2 separate regions of the Mus musculus genome follow, and region 2 is linked to region 1. A link is a loop called in an ENCODE intact Hi-C map of the cell type or tissue named here. Cell type or tissue: heart. All regions are shown on one strand. Links, peaks and the distances in the headings refer to the core of each region. The heading gives the core; the rest is flanking DNA. Region 1 has its middle 12 kb from the start of Gm40271. Region 2 has its middle 14 kb from the start of Gm35155.

What was found. Peaks named below come from ENCODE experiments on the same cell type or tissue, not always from the same donor. Only the 100,000 strongest peaks of a DNase experiment are listed, where the experiment ranks them.
Region 2: a loop joins it to region 1, with 1.9 times the contacts of the local background. A loop is called at or near these places in 2 of 42 quality-filtered maps.

Annotation. Positions count from the first base shown.
Region 1 is chr12:12,891,991-12,901,898 of GRCm38, reverse strand. No RefSeq gene overlaps it. Among named protein-coding and RNA genes, the nearest start is that of Gm40271, 12 kb to the left of the region's middle. In heart, for the core only: no CTCF peak of the experiment used is centred there; no DNase peak of the experiment used is centred there.
Region 2 is chr12:12,837,064-12,846,971 of GRCm38, reverse strand. No RefSeq gene overlaps it. Among named protein-coding and RNA genes, the nearest start is that of Gm35155, 14 kb to the right of the region's middle. In heart, for the core only: no CTCF peak of the experiment used is centred there; no DNase peak of the experiment used is centred there; H3K4me3 peaks cover 797 bases; H3K27ac peaks cover 2,053 bases.

The DNA.
Region 1 (9,908 bases), core at 1,323-9,322:
TTATTTATTTTTTAAATAATTTATTTTGTATGTCTCTATGATGGCACTGGATCCCCTGGAGCAGGAGTAACAGGCAGTTGTAAGCTCCCATATGGGTGCTGGGGATTAAACCTGGGTCTCCTGGAAGAGCGGCCAGTGTTCTTAACTGCTGAGCCATCTATCTCTGCAGCCCAGATTATGTTTTCTTAATTCCTCTCTGCGTTATTTCATCTGCTAACACCATCACATAGTACTTTTAAAATTATGATTATTATTTGAAGAACAGTCTCATTTAGCCTAGGCTGCCATCAAATTTATTCTGTAGCTAAGCCTGGCCTTGAACCTCCTGCCTTTGTATTCCAAGTGTTGATTATAGGCCTGTATTACCATATCTAGGTTTATGCAGGGCTGGGTATTAAGCCCACTGCTTTATCATGCTATTGCTATAGAAACTGAATCACATCCCAGCTACTAAGCTTTTTTTCATTTTATTTCTTTTCATTTTCTTTTTTCGAGACCTGGCTGTCCTGGAACTCACTTTGTAGACCAGGCTGGTCTCGAACTCAGAAATCTGCCTGCCTCTGCCTCCCGAGTGCTGGGATTAAAGGCGTGTGCCACCACGCCAGGTTCTTTATTCCTTTTTTTCCTCTCCTCCCCGCACCATGTGTTGGGGTACATTCTTACTTTGTAGGGAAAGTTGGCATTGGACTCATGTTAATCCTTCTTTCTCAAGTACAAAAGTGACAAGTATATTCTGACATATTTAGCTTTACCTACATTATTTTAATAACTTTAAAATTAATAAATAAGAATTCTAAAGACCAGTCTCATTATTTGCCTTGTTATTTAATATGTTCCATAACCCTCACGGCTGACAGAATAGTATCCAAACTTAAAATGGATCACAATATTCTTTGGACTCTGCTTCCAGCTGCTCCCTGCTTCACCATAGCTACTCACCATGTCTTCTTTGACCACAGTGAATTCCATCAGTGTCTTTACTGTGTCCAATTGTCTTACCCCAACACTGTACTCATAACCCCTGAGGAATTGGCTTATACCTTACTCCTTCAAAGTGCCTTCTGTAAAATGGCATCATAGCTGTGTTTGTATTTATTTGGGAGAGGAGAGAGGAATGAGTTAGAAGATACTTCGAGATTGGGGATGAATGATGTTTATGGAAGCTATTTTATAGGAAGAAAAACACCATAATAATCTTTTATTGCCCTTGTTTTGGGGGTTTGTTTTGTTTAATTGTATTTTTGCTTTTTTGTTTTGTTTTTTGAGACAGGGTTTCACTCTGTAGACCAGGGTAGACTAGAACTCACAGCAATTACGTAATTATCTTAGCCTCCTAAGCCCCCTGACAGCAGATATAAGTCATCATGGACAGCTTGTGCAGAAATGGTTTTTGTGTAGTGTCTTGCTAGAAGGACCAGATGGCTAGCCAATGGCATAGGGAATGCTTCTAAAGACAAAGTATGAGGTATACCAGATGTCCCAGATTAAGAGCCCCTAAGTGTCCGAATGGGGATTCTTTGGTATTACACACGAAACATTAATGCTTTCTGTGTTAAAAGCAGTTAATATTTGCAACCAAGGGATAAAAACAACATGAAAAGGGCCCCCAGGGACTAGAGAGTTAAACGTTTGTTAAAAACTTGTTCTGGTCTTGTAAAGGACCTGAGTTTGGTTCCCAGCACCCACAATAGGTAATTTATAGCTGCCTGTAATCCCAGCACTAGACTCCTCAATGCCTCTGTGTGCTCGCTTCACCCCCCCCCAACACAAACACACTCACACACACACACACACACACACACACACAGAGTCATACACATACACACTAAAAATAATGGGGTACATTTAAAAAAAAAAGAAAGAAAGAAAGGAAAACCATCTCAAAATCACAATAAAGGAAGAGAAAGGCTTTCATGGGCCCTAGATAAATGGGCTCTTGGGAAAAGTTGCTATTTATTTATTTATTTATTTAAGATTTGAGGAAGCTTTTGTGGTACAAATCACCCATCATCAGCAATGAGGTTATCAGAGTTCTCTACTCCTCTTTTTCTTGCTAGTTTGCTCATGATGGTGTTAAACATGCTGGTCCCTCTCTGGGCCTTAGTTTCCATCTCTGCTTGTGCTTAGGTTCTTTCTAAAAGCTCCGTGTCACTAATATTGGAAGGATATCTCTTCTGAAAGGCAGAACCTGTCTTGTCTGGAACTGCATTGCCAGAAGCAATACAGTAACGCCTTTAATAAAAAGGAGATGGAATTAAAACCAATAAATTGACATTGATGCACACACTGAAAGATCGCCTGCCTAGAAGAGCCAGACAGTGACTTGTGAGAGAAGTAAAGGTGTGTTTCCTCAGAGGAATGTTGAAATCCTTCTGGCATGCTGTAGTAGTTTATGGGGGAAATGAGCCGATCAATGGTTGGCACTCATGTGTGTCCCTGAGTGTATGTGTAAGTACTAATGCTATACATTTTTATATATTTTGGTTGTTACTGTTCAAAGTGAGTTGGTGTCGTGTGTAAAACTGGGAGAGACTGAAGTTGGTATATAAACTGAAGGAAATTAATCTATAGAATATGGTGATTATGCCTATTTATGGGAAAAAAATTTTAAAGTCACATTTTTAGAATTAAGCAAAACACAACACACCTTTTGTATGCCCTGATAAGTCTTTCTTCGCCTGAAACACAAAAGGGAAAAAAATTGTACAAAAACAAAACAAAACAAAACAAAAGGTTTAAGTTTCTACATAAGGAGCCATCTCCCTCCCTTCTGATTAGGTGTTATTAGAGCTTGAAGTTCTAAAGGGACCTTTTTTTATTAAAGTGGTTGTGGGTGGGTGAGGGAGACTTTTGGGGACTTGCTTCTCATGGCCAAGAAGCCCTTTGGCAAGGAGCCTTCTAGGAAATCTCACCCAGGAATTTTCTTTCTTGTGAGGCTTGGAAGGCCTAAGTATTCCCACAATACCAGTCAGGCCACATTCTCAAAGCCTGCATAGCAACCAAAGAACACTATTTCCAGTTTGTGAGCTGGAAAGGACTTAGAAATACCTAAACCCAGCCCTTAGTGTAGAAAAAGGTGTGTGTGTGTGTTTGTGTGTGTGTATGTGTGTATGTTTCAGAAGGGCCAGGTTGGGACCCAGGCCATGGATACTCTTCTCTTTTCCTTCCATGGAGTGTGGTTAGGGGACTGTAATGTTAGGAACTGGAGCCAGGCTGGCATGAAGATTTCTGGCATTCTCGACTGAGGACAAAGCCCATTCCAGCACGTTTCAGGTCCCCAGTGGAAGTATCACTAAGTGACCTTGGTGTTATTGCATATGTGGATAGGGCCAGCAGGGGAACAGGGAGGGACACAGCAGAGCCAGAAGGAGAAACCTGAGGGAAGGTGCTGTTGTGTACTGGGAGGGTAGTGTGTGTGCATGCATATGAGAGAGTGTGTGAGTGTGTGTATGTGTGTTGGGAGGTGCTTAGAGACTTTCTTCTCTTCCAGGCTTTGGGGAGGGGCAGACTGGTGTCATGATGTCCCTCTGCAGCAAATCCTCTTTATGCCGACTGACCCCACATAGCAGCTCACAACCATCTGTAACTCAGTTCCAGGGGATCCCATACCCTCTTCTGACCTCTGCTTGCACCAGGCATGCATGTGGTGCAGAGACATACATGCAGGCAAAAACATTTATACATACATACAAAAAAAAATTCTAAATGACAAACAAAACCCTCCAAACTGAATTTTGGCATAGAGAGAAAAGATGATATGGGCGGGTGGTGGCTAGACCATACTTCTCTTGAATTCCCAGCCTTCTGGGTACTGTTCTCTTGCCTTTAGCCTTATGCCCTTCACCCGTGGACAGATTGATTCATCTAACAAATGCCTGGGAGGAAGAGCAGCTAACTGTGCCCTCTCAGTTCCCAGGACACAAACAGATGCTCTCAATTCTCAAGAACAGAAGGACAAGGTCAGACATGGATCCGAGGGCTGACCTCTGCATCTAGGTCGTCTCTAAGATAGAGCTGACAGTCACCTCAGGCTCAGGGAGTCTGTCTCAAGAGCCCCCAGTTCAAGCAACTGACTCCTTCTGTTATACACTGCATTTTAGAAGACAGCGGAATGCCCAGAGCAGTGCAGACTTCTGTAACTCGGCCAGTTCTTTGTCCTGGGGTAAATTGGGTAACTTCTTTGCACCTGTGGGCTCTCTGTCTAGGTAAGGTGGGTAGTAGGTATTCCCCAAGGGCTGGGAGTGACTGCATGACAGGCGTAACAGCTGCAGACTGTAGACATGAATCACGTGTAGATGCACACGTAGGAGCTTTCTCCTTTGCCTAAGTCAGACAGGCTAGCCTGCTATCCTCCTTGTTGGCCCCTTTTGGTTCCTACCGTTCACCTGGCTGAGGTGAAACTTTGCCCCAGGTCTGTGAAATATTCCTCAGAATTGAGACCCAGCTCCAGTGACTCCAGTCAAGAATACATACTGGAATGTCCCTTCCCTAAGGAACTGCCTCTGAGCGACAGGGGTTGGTTTGACCTCCTCTACCCGATTTGTTTTGTAGTGGGAAGAAACTGGCCTTTTAATACAGGTATCATGGCACTATGAGCCACTCAGCCCAACTGTTTCATGTCTAGTTCATCATCTTTAAAATGATGATGAAGGGAAGGACATTCCAAGGAAACTAGACTAAAACCACACGTGAAGAAGCAGTGTCTGGCCTCAATGACTCAGCAAAGGACTGTTACACTCTGTGTTACATTTATGTATGTGTGTGCACGTGAACATGTATATCAAAGTTTCCATGTGGACTTCAGGAAATAGCTGGTGGGAGTCACTTCTCTCTACACCTTGTAGGTCCCAGGGATCAAATTCAGGCAGTCAAGCTTGGTGGCAAATGCTTTGACTCCACTGAGCTGTCTCTGTCTCTGTCTCTGTCTCTGTCTCTGTCTGTCTGTCTCTATGTGTGTGTGTGTGTGAATTTCAAAGTTTACCTTCAGGTGTAATTCCTCAGATGTCATACACTTACCTTTTTTAAGACAAGGTTTCTCGTTTTTACTGGAGACATACCAATTGGTTAGAATGACTGACCAAAGATCTCAAGGGATCCTCTTGTCTCCATCTCTTCAACAATGAGATCACTAGGCATGCTACAACACTCAGGATTTAAATCTGGTCCTAGGCTTGAATGGCAAGCCTTAAATGAAGGAGTTATCTGCCACCTATTATCATTCTGATTTCACTATAAGCATGTGGAAGATGAGGTATAGGGTAATAGTGTTGGCTTGCTGCTGAATTAGCAGATAGGAAAGGTTAGCTGAGATTGAATGGAGTCGTGGGATTAAGTCATCAACAGTGTTATCAGAAACAGGTATCAGAAATACCTAAGCAGGAGAAGCAGCTGGACTTGGGTTCAAATCTTAGTGCTAATTCTTATCTGTCATGTGACCGTGAGCAGATCAGCCAATTGTCTCAGGGTCTGGACCCTTAAATCTAGATAATAATGCCAACCTACCATGGGAATCTTGCACAGTCCCATTCTGAGTACTGATTAGACAGCAGCCTGAACAGTTATAGTGGCAATGTTTATCCTTTAGTTCCTGTTGTGGGGATTTGAATACTAACCCTAGAGGGAATGCTGAGCTCCTTCTGGGAGACTAGGGGCAGGTGAGCCTCCAGTATCTTCTAGGGATGTTTGCTGCTGTGGTTTCTGTAGCCATATGGCGTGAGAAACACTAATACAGTTGTCTGTGTGCAACTGTAACTGACACCCTGTCCACTGTCTAAGCCATTCCTCATGGGACGGGTCGTTCTAGACCACAGTGGAAGTCCCTTGGGAGAGCAGCAATCCTCATTGCCTGTAGACTAGACTAGAGGAAGGACAGGAGGAAATCGAAAAGTTGGCAATAGAAATCTTTAAAGGTAAGTTGGCCACAAGGAAATAGGGACCACTTAGCAGAGGCATCTAAGAAGAATAATGTCCCCTTGCCTTGACATTCTCATGAATTTGGAAAGCTTCTGGCTAAAAAGCCTTTCTGGATTCAACATGCTTGGATGATGACAGATGCTACCCATATATGGTAAGTGACTTTTAACAATTGTGGCTGAAATGGCTCTTGCTAGTAACATTGTATAGGCTCTAAGTTCATCTGACAATGTCATTCCGTCAGCTTATACCTCTCCAGACTGCCCCTTGCTCAAGACATCACGTTCTTCCTACCCTTCCTCTCATAACATGGCGTTGGAAACCTCTAGAGCAGTGGTTCACAACCTTCCTAAAGCTGAGACCCTCTCTTACAGTTCCTCATATTACAGTGCCCCCCATAACATTATTTCATTGCTACTTCATAACTATAATTTCACTACTATTATGATTGTAACATAAATATCTGATATGTAGGATATCTGATATGTGACTCCCAAAGGAATTTTGACCTAGAGCCACAGCTCTAGAGCCTGCTTCTGTTCTCAGGTCAGGAACCCTTCTTTGGTTCAACCTGGGTCTGACCAACTGTTTTGTACTGAAAAGTGTCAGGGCTCACCTTGCCTGGTCCCCTGAGACATGAAGACCTCTCACATCAAAGAAACAAGGTGAGGGACAAATTTGGGTGCTTGGAAAGTGCGTGGGGAAGAATGATGCTAAATCATCCAATAGGAAGAAGGACAAGAGGTAGAACTGTGCTTTGATGTGAAATGTCCCCAGAGGATCATGTATTTGAAGACTTGGTCCCAGCTGGTGACACATTTGGAAAGGTTGTGGAATCTTTAGGAAGCAGAGTCCCACATGAGGAAGTGGGTCACGTGGGACAGGACCTAAGATTTTATGGTTTGTCTCTACTTCCTGTTCACTCTGTTTCCTGAGAACAGATACAATGTGGCCAGCCATCCTCCTGTTCCTGCCAAGTACTTTCTCTGCCTGCTGGTGTATCTTTCCTGTCATGGTGGACTGGACACCTTTAAAATAAACCCTTTCTCTCTTACATTGTTTCTGTCATTAGTAGGGGGGAGGAAAGATGATAAAAAGAGAAGGGAGAAAGCAACTGATTATCTCGCTGTCTGAGCTCTAGTCTCACAGCTGCCAAGTGTGTGTGAAAACTCCCAACCCATCCATTTCACAGAGAGGATAAAGTATGGCAAAAAGCATCAAGTCTTCTTGTATTCGTCATCTTTCTTCTTGCTGTGGCCAAAACACATGAGAGGATAGCTAAAAGGAGGAGATTTGAGACTTGGCTCAGGGTTTCAGACAGTTTGATCCATCATCCTGCTCTGTAGTTTTGGGGATCATGGCAGAAAAAGAATCCTGGTGATGGGAGTCTGAAGGAATCTGAAGGAAGATGAACAGTTATAACCTTCCAAGACACACCCCCAGGGGCCCATTTTCTCCCTCGAAGACTTCTAGCTTCTAAACTTTCCAACATCTTTCCAAATTAGAATCACAAGCTAAAGGCCAAATATTTAATACATGTGCCTGTGGGAGGACAGTTCATTGTGGGCTTAGATTTTTCAAAACCAATTTTACTTAGGCCCTTTAATGCTTTAACCTCCCTTCTAGCCCATCCACGAAAGGTAAGAGAGAGAGATGGTTAATAGGACAGAGTGGGTTGTGGATCTATTTAGTGGTTCTTTGGAGACAATTCCAATCAATCCAGTCCAATAGCAAGCACCAAACACAAACCAGTAGCATCGGCTTGATCCAGCAGAAACTATAAGGATCTGCTAAATCATCATGAGTCAGCAGAAGAGGCAGGACGCAGCTGGAGTACCACAAGAAGTTCTTTGGTGTGTTTCTCTCGACGAAGTCAGGACAAACAGAGATCAGTGAAGACGAGTGAAGTAGAAGGTATAGCAAAGCAAGAACGTTGTCTCACTGGGAAATGGGAAATGTCCGTAGAGCTCTACTTCTATTCTTTGCAAACATCACATGGCCTCTCAAGCAATTGTTTCAGCAAAACATCCTCTCATGTGTCTGCTTCCGCAAAACACCTGCTCACAAGACAGTTTCCAGAAGAACATCATGGGACACAACTGAGTTTCCAAAGAAACCTGAAATTTCTACTTCAGTTTTCTTATTCAAACCTTAAGATCCCTCGTAATGATCTCAGTGACATTAACTATGACACATGGTTCATCTGCTGGACATACAGAGAATAATCTTTTTGGGGGTTGTTGAGATAATTAGAGGTAATGAGTATCCCATACTTAACAACTCAACTTGACTGGCCCAAGAAGGTATACATTCAATAGGTAATAATAATTGTACCTATTACAATCAGTTTATTGAAGGTATATTTCTGGAAGTCTTACTTCTATCCTTTTTTTTTTTTTTTTGACACAGAGTCTTGTGTAGCCTAGGCTGGCCTTGAACTCTTGATCTTCCTGTCTCTGCCACCAGAGTGCTGGGATTACAGGTGTGCTACCATCATTCCCAGCTTCTGCCTTCCTTACTATAGTATTTGGGGGTTGAACCTATGGCCTCAAGCATGTGAGGCCAACACTTTATCCCTAAGTTATGGTCCCAGCCTTCTTTTTACCTTTTATTTTGGGTCGGGGTCTCACTGAGTTGTCAAGCTAACTCAAACTCACTCAGTAGCCTAGGGTTGCCTAGAACTTTAAATATTCCTGCCTCAATCTGTCTTGGAGCTGGAATTACAGGCTTTTGCCAGGGCTTGGCCCTTTCAACTTCTCCTGGGTGTCAAGTCATTTGCTTTTATTTCTAGGAATAAAAAAAAAAAAAAAACAAAAAAACAAAAAAACAAAAAAACAAAAAAACAAAACAAGGATGAGCACCCACCAATGTGGGTTAGTGACACCACAGGCCCAGAGGTAACAAACAAGACTAGTTTCCTTGGTACCATCTATGTCGCTGCTTAATCACACATGTGTTTCAGTTCTGCCCTTTTACTGCTTGGCTTTTGCCACAAACATTGGAACAATTTGTGCAAATTAACCAGAATATTCTAATGTTGTAACAAGCTCCACTGACGGCCTGGAAAACAGTCCATGTCTTAATACATAGTCATGATTCATAATATGTTCAAAATGCACTCTGTGAAACCCCTGCTCAAAATACCCAGAGATCAATTTTCAATAGGCTGACAAATAGAGGCTATTAACCATTACTCATAGCAACAGTGTTTATTTAATCTTTAATGCTACCTAATGCGTTTTGGTCAAAGTCGCCAGTTCATGCTCAGGCTTTATTGTGTGGAAAATGGATGTGCTATTAATAAGTCAATACAAACATGAATATGGTTTCAATTGGAAATCATTAGGTTGCATTAAATGGCAAATGAAATCCATAGGAAGGATTTGTTTTATTTTGTTTGTAAGGAGCTAAAGGCGCCCTGAGAGGCATTTCTTCCCTCAGTTCCGAGGAGAAGTGATTGGTTTCTGCAGCAGGTGGATGACAGTTTGAGCTTTCCTTCGTTCTCATTAGGATGGGGGGATTTGGTGACGCCTTTCCCTGGCACAGCTGTTTGCTGCTATTGCCAACTTGACTTTGTTGTACACTGAGGATGTTTGCTGGTGTGGCCCAGGGAGAGCCTTGTGCCTGGGCTCTGGTCTATTAAGGGTGGTCCTCAGCATTCTCTTGAGTTGCCAGCTCTTGCCAAGGCTCTAACTTCCTCTCTTACTTGTCTTGGCTGAGCAGCAGCACCGCACAAGAGCATTGGGGCATTTGTGTGGTTAGAAGTTCTTTACGAGCAAACAGAAACAAAAGCAGACTTGGAAGGCTCTAATAAATATCTTTATTTTTTAATTTTTAATTTAATTTATTTATTTATTTATTTATTTATTTATTTATTTATTTATTTTCAAGACGGGGTTTCTCTGTATAGCCCTGGCTATCCTGGAACTAACTTTGTAAACCAGGCTGGCCTCGAACTCAGAAATCCGCCTGCCTCTGCCTCCCGAGTGCTGGGA
Region 2 (9,908 bases), core at 587-8,586, 54 kb after region 1:
GGCTATTGGGTTCAACTGGCAGTGACTATTGACCACAATTATGTGGTACCTTTGGTTCTTCCTTATCTGGGGAGAGCAGACACTAAACCAGTGATTTGGAACATGTCTTCCTGTTTTGATACTGTGTGCAATCTTTAAAGTATATATAGTGTATGAATGAATGCAGGTTTGTACATGTGCATGTGTATGCCTGTGTTCATGGATGTGAGAAGTTGTTACTGGGTGTCTTTCTCCATTCCTCTCCACCTTCATTTTATATTACATTTAGTGTGTGTGTGTGTGTGTGTGTGTGTGTGTGTTTATGGTGAAGTCAGATGATAACCTAGGGGAGTCAGTTCTATCATGAGAGTCCCTTGGGACTAAATTCAGGTTGTCAGAAAGTGCCTTTAGGCCCACATTTTTTTTTTGAGACAAGATCTCTCATTGATTCTGTAGTTAATGGATCCAGCTAGACTAGCTGACCATTCAACTCAGAGATCCTCCTGTTTATCTGTGATGACTTTTTAATTGGGTGCTGCCAATTCAAATCCAGGTTCCCACACTCAAGGAAATTGCTTTATTGCTGGAATCATCTTCATAGTACTTCATGTATTTCTTTTATGAGACAAGATCTCATAAGCCTAGTTGTAATCATCTTTGCTGTGTAGCTAAGTATAACCTTGAACTTGTGATATTCCTGCATGTGCTTCTGAAGTTCTTGGATATGGGGCATGCACTAAATCTCACTTAGTTTGAATGGTGCTGGGGATAGAACCCAGGGATTTGTGTACATCACAAAAGTATTCTACCAACTAGCTCTGAAGTATACTTACTGCTGTTTTCTCAAATCAATAATCTTAAACCATTTATGCCCTTTGACCTAGTGTTTCTACTTCAGAAAAAAATTCTGAAGGAAAGAGATGCTTAAACAAGGATGTTACAGTATTGTTTATATACTATGGGAAAATTGGAAACAAGATAAAGATCCTAGAATGGGGGATTCACATTGCTATATCCTCATAATAGATGTTTTTATACTAATTGAAAGGATGTTTATGGAATCTACTAAAAACACAGGGAAATGGTTATGTTATATTAAGGAGAAATGACAGGATATAAAGTTGGACATTTAATTACAATTGTGAAGACAATGTCACAAAGCAAGAGAAACACAGCTATACACAGAAAAACACTAAAGATGTTAAGTGTCTTTGAACTGTTGGGAATTTGAAAATAATCCTGATAAAACGTTAAACTTAAGTGTTAGCCAGACTTTTTCTGCTACAAAATAGCCAAAGAAAAGAACTGAAGATAGAAAAGACATCTTTTGGCTTATGGTTTCAGAGGGCTTACTTAGCCCATGATAGTAAGGAGAACATCTTAGATCATTGCAGTCAGAGAGCAGAGAGGAGAGAGGAGAGGGGAAGGGACTGGGAACAGGATTCATCTTCCCCGGCACACATTCTTTCCTACCATCTACTTTCCCCCTAACCCTTGATGTCATCATATTATGAAAGGCTATATCTATTGATTAGGTCAGATGCTGCTGAATCCACTCATATCACATCAATGCCCTGAATTCCTTTAGTTTGGAGCTAGAGAGACAGTTCAGTGCATAATATTCTTGCAGATAGGTTTTCAGTATCTACATCAGGTGGTTCATAACTAACTACTTGTAACTATTTCAACTTCCCAGAGGCTATCATTACACTAGGGGTTCATAGCAATTTCTAGGATTTTCCAGAAACTACAAGACCTTGGTCTTATAAGGAAAAAACTTACACAGACAAATACACACAGATACAGACACATAGACACAGACACAGACACAGACAGACACACACAGACACAGACACACAGACACAGACACAGACACACACACACACACACACACACACACACACTATTGGCCTCAAACTCACAGAGATCAGCCTGCCTCTGTCTCCCGAAAACTGAGGTTAAAGATGTATACATCTAAACTGCCCAAGATTTTCCAAAATGATAACATGGCTTAATTTCTAAGTTTAAAGTTTTGGGGACATGAGAACCATGAGTGGTTTTCATGGCCAAATCTAAAGTTCAGGCTCAGGTTTAAACCCTGTTTTTCTTATTCCTTTTAGAATTTGGGTTTTTACCGGGCAGTGGTGGTGCACGCCTTTAATCCCAGCACTTGGGAGGCAAAGGCAGGCGTATTTCTGAGTTCGAGGCCAGCCTGGTCTACAAAGTGAGTTCCAGGACAGCCAGGGCTATACAGAGAAACCCTGTCTCAAACCCCCACCCCCCAAAAAAGATTTTGGGATTTTGGGGTTTTATCTATTGAAGATGTGAAGATGAAATTGGTTTTGTCCTTCTCCCCCTTCTCTGTCTCTCTGTCTCTGTCTCTCTGTCTCTGTCTCTGTCTCCTCCCTCTCTCCCTCCCTCCCTCCCTCCCTCCCTCCCTCCCTCCCTCCCTCCTGCCCCTACTCTCTCGATAGGTTCTCTCTATGTAGCTGTAGCTGTCCTGGAATTCACTATGTGGACCAAGCTAGCCTTGAGCTCAGAGATCTGCCCCTCTCCGTCTCCCAGTGCTAGGATAAAGGGATGTGCCACCATGCTCCACTTGAAGCAAACTTCTAAAACTAGCCACAGCACAGCAGGCACAGAGATTCAAACATAAGCCTATGTATAAGAGGGTTTGCTGCTAGGGAAGGGCTCAGGATCAATTGGCTCCTATTTGGGGGTTCTTAGCCACCAGAAAGCTGGAGTCTGAGCTATGTTTTTCCTTGTTGCTGAGAGAATTTCACTGATTGCTAGCCCTAGCTGTAATGTGCCCGGTTTTAAATTGGCCCGTTTGGTTAAAAGTATGGCCTAGTAGGCAAGCCTTCATTTTGTGAGCAAATGCTAGATTAGTCCCAAGAAGGAGACAGCTCCACTACTGGCCTGTGCCGGCACCAAGGAGAATGATCCCCTTCGGAAGAAATCAGGCATCCAGTCACTACAGCACATCACTGGTGGCCTTTCCAGGTTCTAAGAGGTGGAGGTAAATAAAGATCACTCTGGGGCGGGGCTTACACACCTGACAGTTGGGTTCCCAGGAAGGTGAGCTTAAGTGTTCTCTTCTGCTCTTCCACCTGCTTGGTACCACTTTTGTGGTACTTTGAAATTTCTTAGCTCTAAACAAAAGTTTTCCATTGTTATTAAGTAGATGTTTCACAGGGCTCAGAGAAACCCTGGGAGCCTTAGTAGCACGAGGTAGTCAGGGTCTGGAGGGATATGACGGAAACTGCCTTGGCTAGAGACAACAACCTCATTCTACTATAAGGATCCCAATGCTACAGAATCTTCAATGGTCTTTGGCTTCATGGTTCCTTTACATAGACGGACTGACTTGGGAGGCTACATTGCAAGCACTGCTTGTACTGTCACTAGGTCAGTTTCATAGGGAAATAATAATTAAGGATCAGATGCTGGCTTTGTTCTAAGAACTGGAGCCGTAATGGTAAAACCAGGCGGTATGAGAATAGTGGAGGTACCAGAGAGCAGTCCTAGATCCTCTGGAATTTGTGTTTTATTTGGTCGTTATTTTGCTACAGGGGCTGGAAGCTGAGGTCTAATGCACAGGAAGCCTGTGATCTATCGCTGAGCTATAATTCCCAGGCTCTCAGTTCTTTTGAAGTATGATTTTAAGCCTAAAATTATGATTATGGTTGAAGTAGAGAATCAAGGGACCTGCCTACCTTGGTAGGATTGGGTAGGAATGGACTCGGGTTGGTGAGACAATATTAGTTTGATGTGTAGTGTGTATGGGATGGAAATGGTAGAGGCTGAACTCTGTCCAGGAAAGAGGCAGTGGCTGAGATGGCCTCCAGAGCCACTTCCACCGGAGAAGGGAGTCAGCAGTTGCTCTTAAGGACATACCTGTCTTCTGTCCACCTACGATACTAAAGTGCTCAGTGTTCATGGCGTTAAAATCGAATGAGGAGTCAGATTGAGCTACTGAAAAGCCTAAGAACCAGGTGACTACCCACGTATCTGCCTCTGCTTCTGCCCTGGGAAGGCTCTTCACGTCCCTGTCTACCCCTGGCACTGTAACTAGGGCAAATCTCCTTAAATGTCTGAGCCATGATTTGATAGATGGAAAATCTGCAGCTTCTTGATGCCAGCTACACAGAGTCTCGGGGACTGGACGGATGGCTCAATGATAGAATGTTCACCTAGTATGGGCAAGACCCTGGGGAGTCCCAGCTCTAGTGTGGGTGGGAGAAGGTTTCCCAGGTCTCTTGTTTCTTGACCTCTAGACCCAGATTCTTTTCCTGAGCCACCCGAGATCTGATCACACCCCAGGCAGGGCCCGCCAGCATTTCCTGCCTCGTGTACAATTGTGAGGATTTATTGTAGCTGGGATTTTGTTTCAAGCGTTTAATATGATTAGCGAACATCAAATATCAAAAGCTTATCTAGTAAACACCTCCCACCGATGCCATGGATGTTATGGTCAGCTTCGGATTGAAGTCGAGTCAAATTTCAAAACAGATGCAATTTCAAGAGGCCAGAGCGAGGCCGCCCACATCTGCCGCTGTGATCTTTCGTGTGCAATAAATGGCATTGTTGGGGAGCTGGGCTGTAAAACTCAGCCTGGTCAGCAGGACCTGCTCACAATGCAGGAGCTTTCCGGGGATTTTTAAAAATGCAGTCTGGCACACTGAGGCCAGTGGACAGTCTGCCGGGACAGGATCAGACTCAATGTTTAAGGTGGGGATGTTCAAACGGAACAACATCTTCAAGCCAGGCTTTTAGGAATGATACTGGCAGAGAAGGCAGATGAGGAAGAGTTGTAAATAAAGAGAATATTGTTGTCTCCTGAATCTCATCATGTGATCTATAGAACACACAGTTTAGAATATGATTTACTCGCTTCACAATAGTAGTGAAGGATGACTCCACTCTATGCTTGGGAGAGTATTTCCTTCTTGTCTGTGGCTAAGCACAGGTGATCTTGCGTGTGTCAGGATGAGGGATTAGGCTCTGTCTGGTGCCTCTGAGGATTCCAGGAACAGAGCATGAGTCTTTGTAGGTATGCATGCATGAGGGAACAGGGGCTTGTGTGTCTGTATTGGGGTGTGTATATGTGGGATCAGGGGCTTATGTCTGTGCATGTGTGTACAGGCAGGGACCTCTGTGGGCAAGAGCATGTGTGTGGGACCAGGGGCTAGTGTGTTTCTGTGGGTGTGCATGTGTAGGAACAGGGGGCATGTGGGTCTCTGTAGGTGTGTATGTATGGGAGAGCAGAGGTGTGGGTATCTGTATGGATGTATTTGTATGCGGAAGCAGAAGCAGGGTCCTGTGTCTTCGTGTGTGTGTGTGTGCATGTGTGTGTGTGTGTGTGTGTGTGTGTGAATGTGTGTGGGAACAGGAGCCATGGTACAGGTAGATAAGCATGTGCCTGTGAGTAGGAACCTGTGTGTTTGTGTGGGTGTGCATGCGTGTTTGGTCAGAAACATGTCTATGCATGGGTGTGCATGAGTTTGGGGGCAGGGAATATGTGTGTGGGAGCAGGGCCCACTGGAAGGACCCATAACAACCATTCACTCACCTCTCTTCCCAGCCACAATCTTCTTTCTCCTATTCACTCAGCGCAGGGGACATTGTATCTGGGGGCTAATATTTCTCTAGGCGCCACAGTCCTGTGGATTTGAGTGACCCATTCCAGCTGTTTCTGGCTGTAGAGCTGAAGCCGGTGGTCGGTGGTCGCCCGGCGGGTGGCAGGGTGGGTTACACCGTGGAAAATGTGTTCCTAATGGGACAACAGCTGCCACCGGCCAGAGCTTCAGGAGTCTGTGTAAGGAGAGAAATTGTTCTCTGCTGTAGGCACTGGCAGACTTCACCCATAAACTAAGATTTGCTGCTTCCAACAGGGATGGAATTTGTTTGCTTAGATTCCTAGAAGCTGATGAGGGGGTGAGCCGGCCACTGGTGAGAAAGTCACTCAGCACTCCTTCATGAGGACCCACTCTGTATTCCAGCTCTGCCTGCTCGGGCCAGAGCCTGCCACACCCACAGTCTGCAACGCCGCCCCTCCCCCATTCCCACCCCCAAGCCCCAGAAGACTAAAAGGCAGCTGGACTCTCAGGAAGGAGCCGGTTCTACATCCCGAAAATCTGGGAAGGGAACATGAGCCCAGCTAGTTCACTGGAATTTTCAATCTGTGGCTGGTGGAAATGGGCAGGGGATAGGAGTTGGGGAGGGGGAGAGGGAGGAAGAAAAGGGAGTGTAGGATGGGGGAGGTGGGCCTTCCCAAACAGCTGTTTCCTCCGGAAGTCAGTGAGAGACAATCCAGGCTACCGACTTCACCTTGCCCATGAGGATTTATTTTCCTTTCATTTATCGCTCATTGAAGTCACAAAAGCATCGCATTTGAAACTTTCTGCAAGGCTTCTTGGGAAACAGGAAGTCTCCCCTCAGCCTTTCCCTATCTCTTTCTCCTCGGAGGTGACAGCTCTGAACTTTTTGTTGACTCCTGTCATTTTCCTCCGCCTCTCTTAGCAGCATATTGTATCTTGATATGACAGTTTAAAGAACAACCTGTTAACTTTTCAGTATGGGTATGCTAATTTTATTTCTGTTTCTGTGATAAAATACCTTGACAAAAAAGCAACCTAACATAAGGGGGGGAAGGAGTTATTTGAGCTCAAAAATCCAGGTTACAGTACATCCTAGCAGGGAAGTCACCAGGCAGAAACTTAAAACAGATGCTCACAGCACATTCACAGTCAGGGCCAGAGATGGGAATGTGTGCGTACTAGCTTGTTCACTTGTGCCAAACTCTATTGATCTAGATGGATCTTACGGTTCAGAACTGCTTGCTTAGGGAATAGTGCAATTCATAGTGGTCTGGGTCTTCCCCCCACTGAATTAAGACAGTCTCCCATAGACATGCCGAAAGATCAACCCAAGTATAGATTACTTCTCACCAAGATCTTTCCCAGGTATGGTGGTTTGAAAAGGAGTGGCCCCCATTGGCTCATATGTTTGAATAATTAATCCCCAGTTGATGGAGCTGTTTGGGAAGGATTGGGGGGGGTGGCCTTGTTGGAGGAGGTGTATCACTGGAGATGCACATTGCAGTTTTAAAAGACCCTTGTCATTCTCAGTGTGCTTTCTGTTTCCTGCTTTGGATCAGCATGTGAATTCTTAGCTGTTCTTATAGCCATGTCTTTGCTCTGACATCATCGACTCTAACCCTCTGAAACAATTAGCACAATTAAATATTTTCTCTTATTAGTTGGCTTGGTCAAAGTGTTTTGTTACCCCAACAGAAATCTAAATCGAGACATCACATGATTCTAGATTATTTCAAGTTGACAATTCAAGGTAACCATCATAATGATGAAAAATTCTCTTGTAACTATCCTCCTTTCCATTTTCACCTGTGCCAAATTTGGTTGTTCATTCATTCATTCATTCATTCATTCATTTGGCAGTGCAAGGATTGACCCCACGGATTTATGCATACTAGGGAAGAACTCCATTATTTCCAGCACTTATTCCCTGATACAGGGTCTCACTAAGAAATCAGAGTTGAGCCCGATGCCTCAGTCTCCTGAGGTCTGGGATGGTGTGGTGTACTGACATACCACCCATACTGGGCTGTTTTTGTTGTTTCTGGTTCTCAGGGATGGTGCTAGGGTTATATTGGTATTCCCAGCTTTCCTAGTTCCTGTGCAACATTTCAGTGATAACATGTTGAAGTCTCCTACTGCAGCTGAATGGTCTGGAGGTATTTAGGTGCTCAGGGATAAAATGGGGATAGAGTATCTGAGTCTCTCTCAGTTTTTGCTAATTCATTGTTTCATATCTGGACTCTAGATTTGGGAACATGATTGTTTGTTTTTAAAGGTAATATGCTTATTATAAAGCATTTTGATAAACAATGCATTTCTCCTAAATGACCCCTACCACTGATGATGTAGAAGAGGGAAAATATACTAGAAATAGAATGTAGAGCCCAGAATCTTGAAGTCAGGGCAAGATAAAAGTGTTTCTTAGTAAGTTGTAGAAAACATGAAAGTCAAGGCTAAAATTATCCATGTAAAAGATGCTTGGCACAAGCAGACCTACACATCAGTCAGATGTATTCCACAGCACAGGACAGCTCCAGAGAAGACGTCCTTTCTACTCCTTGCAGTACTGTGGGAGGGAAAGCTAGCTGGGATTAGAAACACACTTTCTACAGAGCTCAGGAGACCTGGGAGAGGTGTGCAGGGGGCACATAAATAATGGAGGAGCTATGACAAATGCTTTCGAATGAGCCGTCTGTCCCTGCTGCAACACAGAGCCATGAAAACATGACTCTAACTACATGGTCTTAGCATGGAAGAAGGTCTGTTTACACTTGAAACAAATACCAAGAAGAGTGTTGTGCTTCACATGGGAATGATGCTCAAAACATGCCCGTCTTTACACATGAAATGACTCACGTTGTAGATGTGCACACCAAGAGTCCAATAATCACAGTGGCATACTCCCTGTCATATAGCTGATAAATGGCAAGACTCAGAGACAAACATGGGTGCCCTCTCTCCCTCCCTTCTTTGGGAAGCCAGAAAGGGGATCAGTTTATATTAGTAATCGTGGAAGGTGTCGAGAGAAGGTGGAAGTTCAACTTGATTGTGGAAGATGAATGAATATTAACCCAGAGGATAAATCTGACGTTCTTTATGGGGTATCTGGCAGAAGATACTGGGAGAACAAGGAGAGTTGAGTCTAGATTCAAGGAGACAAGGGAGGATCCTATCACAGTCTGTACTAAAGAGAATAAACTGTGTATGGTGTGCATTGCTCTTATTCCAGCACTCAAGAGGCGAAAGCAGGTGGAGCTTTGTGAATTTGAGGCCTGCCTACATAGGGAGCTCTAGGTCAGTCAAGGCTACAGAGTGAGACCCTATCTCATAAAAACAAAACCAAAAGACAAAACATTGTACAACACAGTCTGCAATGACTTTAGAGATTATGCAACTGTGCACCCAGATGGAAGACTCTGTCACTTCCCTCATCAGCTGTTCCATCTCACATGTGAGAAATGGAGGAGGCAAATGAATTTGCAAAGCCCTAAGTTGATTGGTTAGCAAACCAGGACTAAATTTAAGATCCTCCCTGCCTGCTTCATCTGTCTACAATAATAGATAATTATTTGAGTGACATTGTCCTCTTTTTTTTTTTCCTTTCCTTTCCTTTCCTTTCCTTTCCTTTCCTTTCCTTACCTTTCCTTTCCTTTCTTCCCCTTCCCCTCCCCTCCCCTCCCCCTCCCCCTTCCCCTCCCTTTCTTTCTTTCTTTCTTTCTTTCTTTCTTTCTTTCTTTCTTTCTTTCTTTCTTTCTCTCTCTCTCTCTCTCTCTCTCTCTCTCTCTCTCTCTCTCTCTCTCTCTCTCTCTCTCTTTCTGAGACACAGTTTTTCTGTGTGGTCCTGATTATCCAGGAATTAACTTTATAGACTCGGGCTTGCCTCAAATTCAGAGATCCACCTGCCTCTGCCTCCCAAGTGCTAGGATCAAAGGTGTGTGCCACATGCTTGGACCTTCTTTCATTTATGAATGTATTTATTTAAATGTATATATTTATTACATAAATCCTAAGTTTACTTATTTTATAATACATAAAAATTTAAAATGCACATATTTATATATTTATTACTTTTGTGTGGTCCTAGGAATTTAATTTAGGTCCTCGTGCATGCTGGGCAAGTATTCTACCCTGATCTATACCTGCTGTTCTCCCTTTGCCTTTATTTTAAGACATGGACACACTAAGCTGCTCAGACTGGTCTGGACTAATGCTATAGCCCACACAATCCTGGAACTTTCTCTCCATTCGGGGAGCAGTTAGGGGTTCAGGCCTGGGTTAGCATACCAAACTTTTGCTTGTTTTTTTTTTTTTTTTTTAAACCAGGTTCTC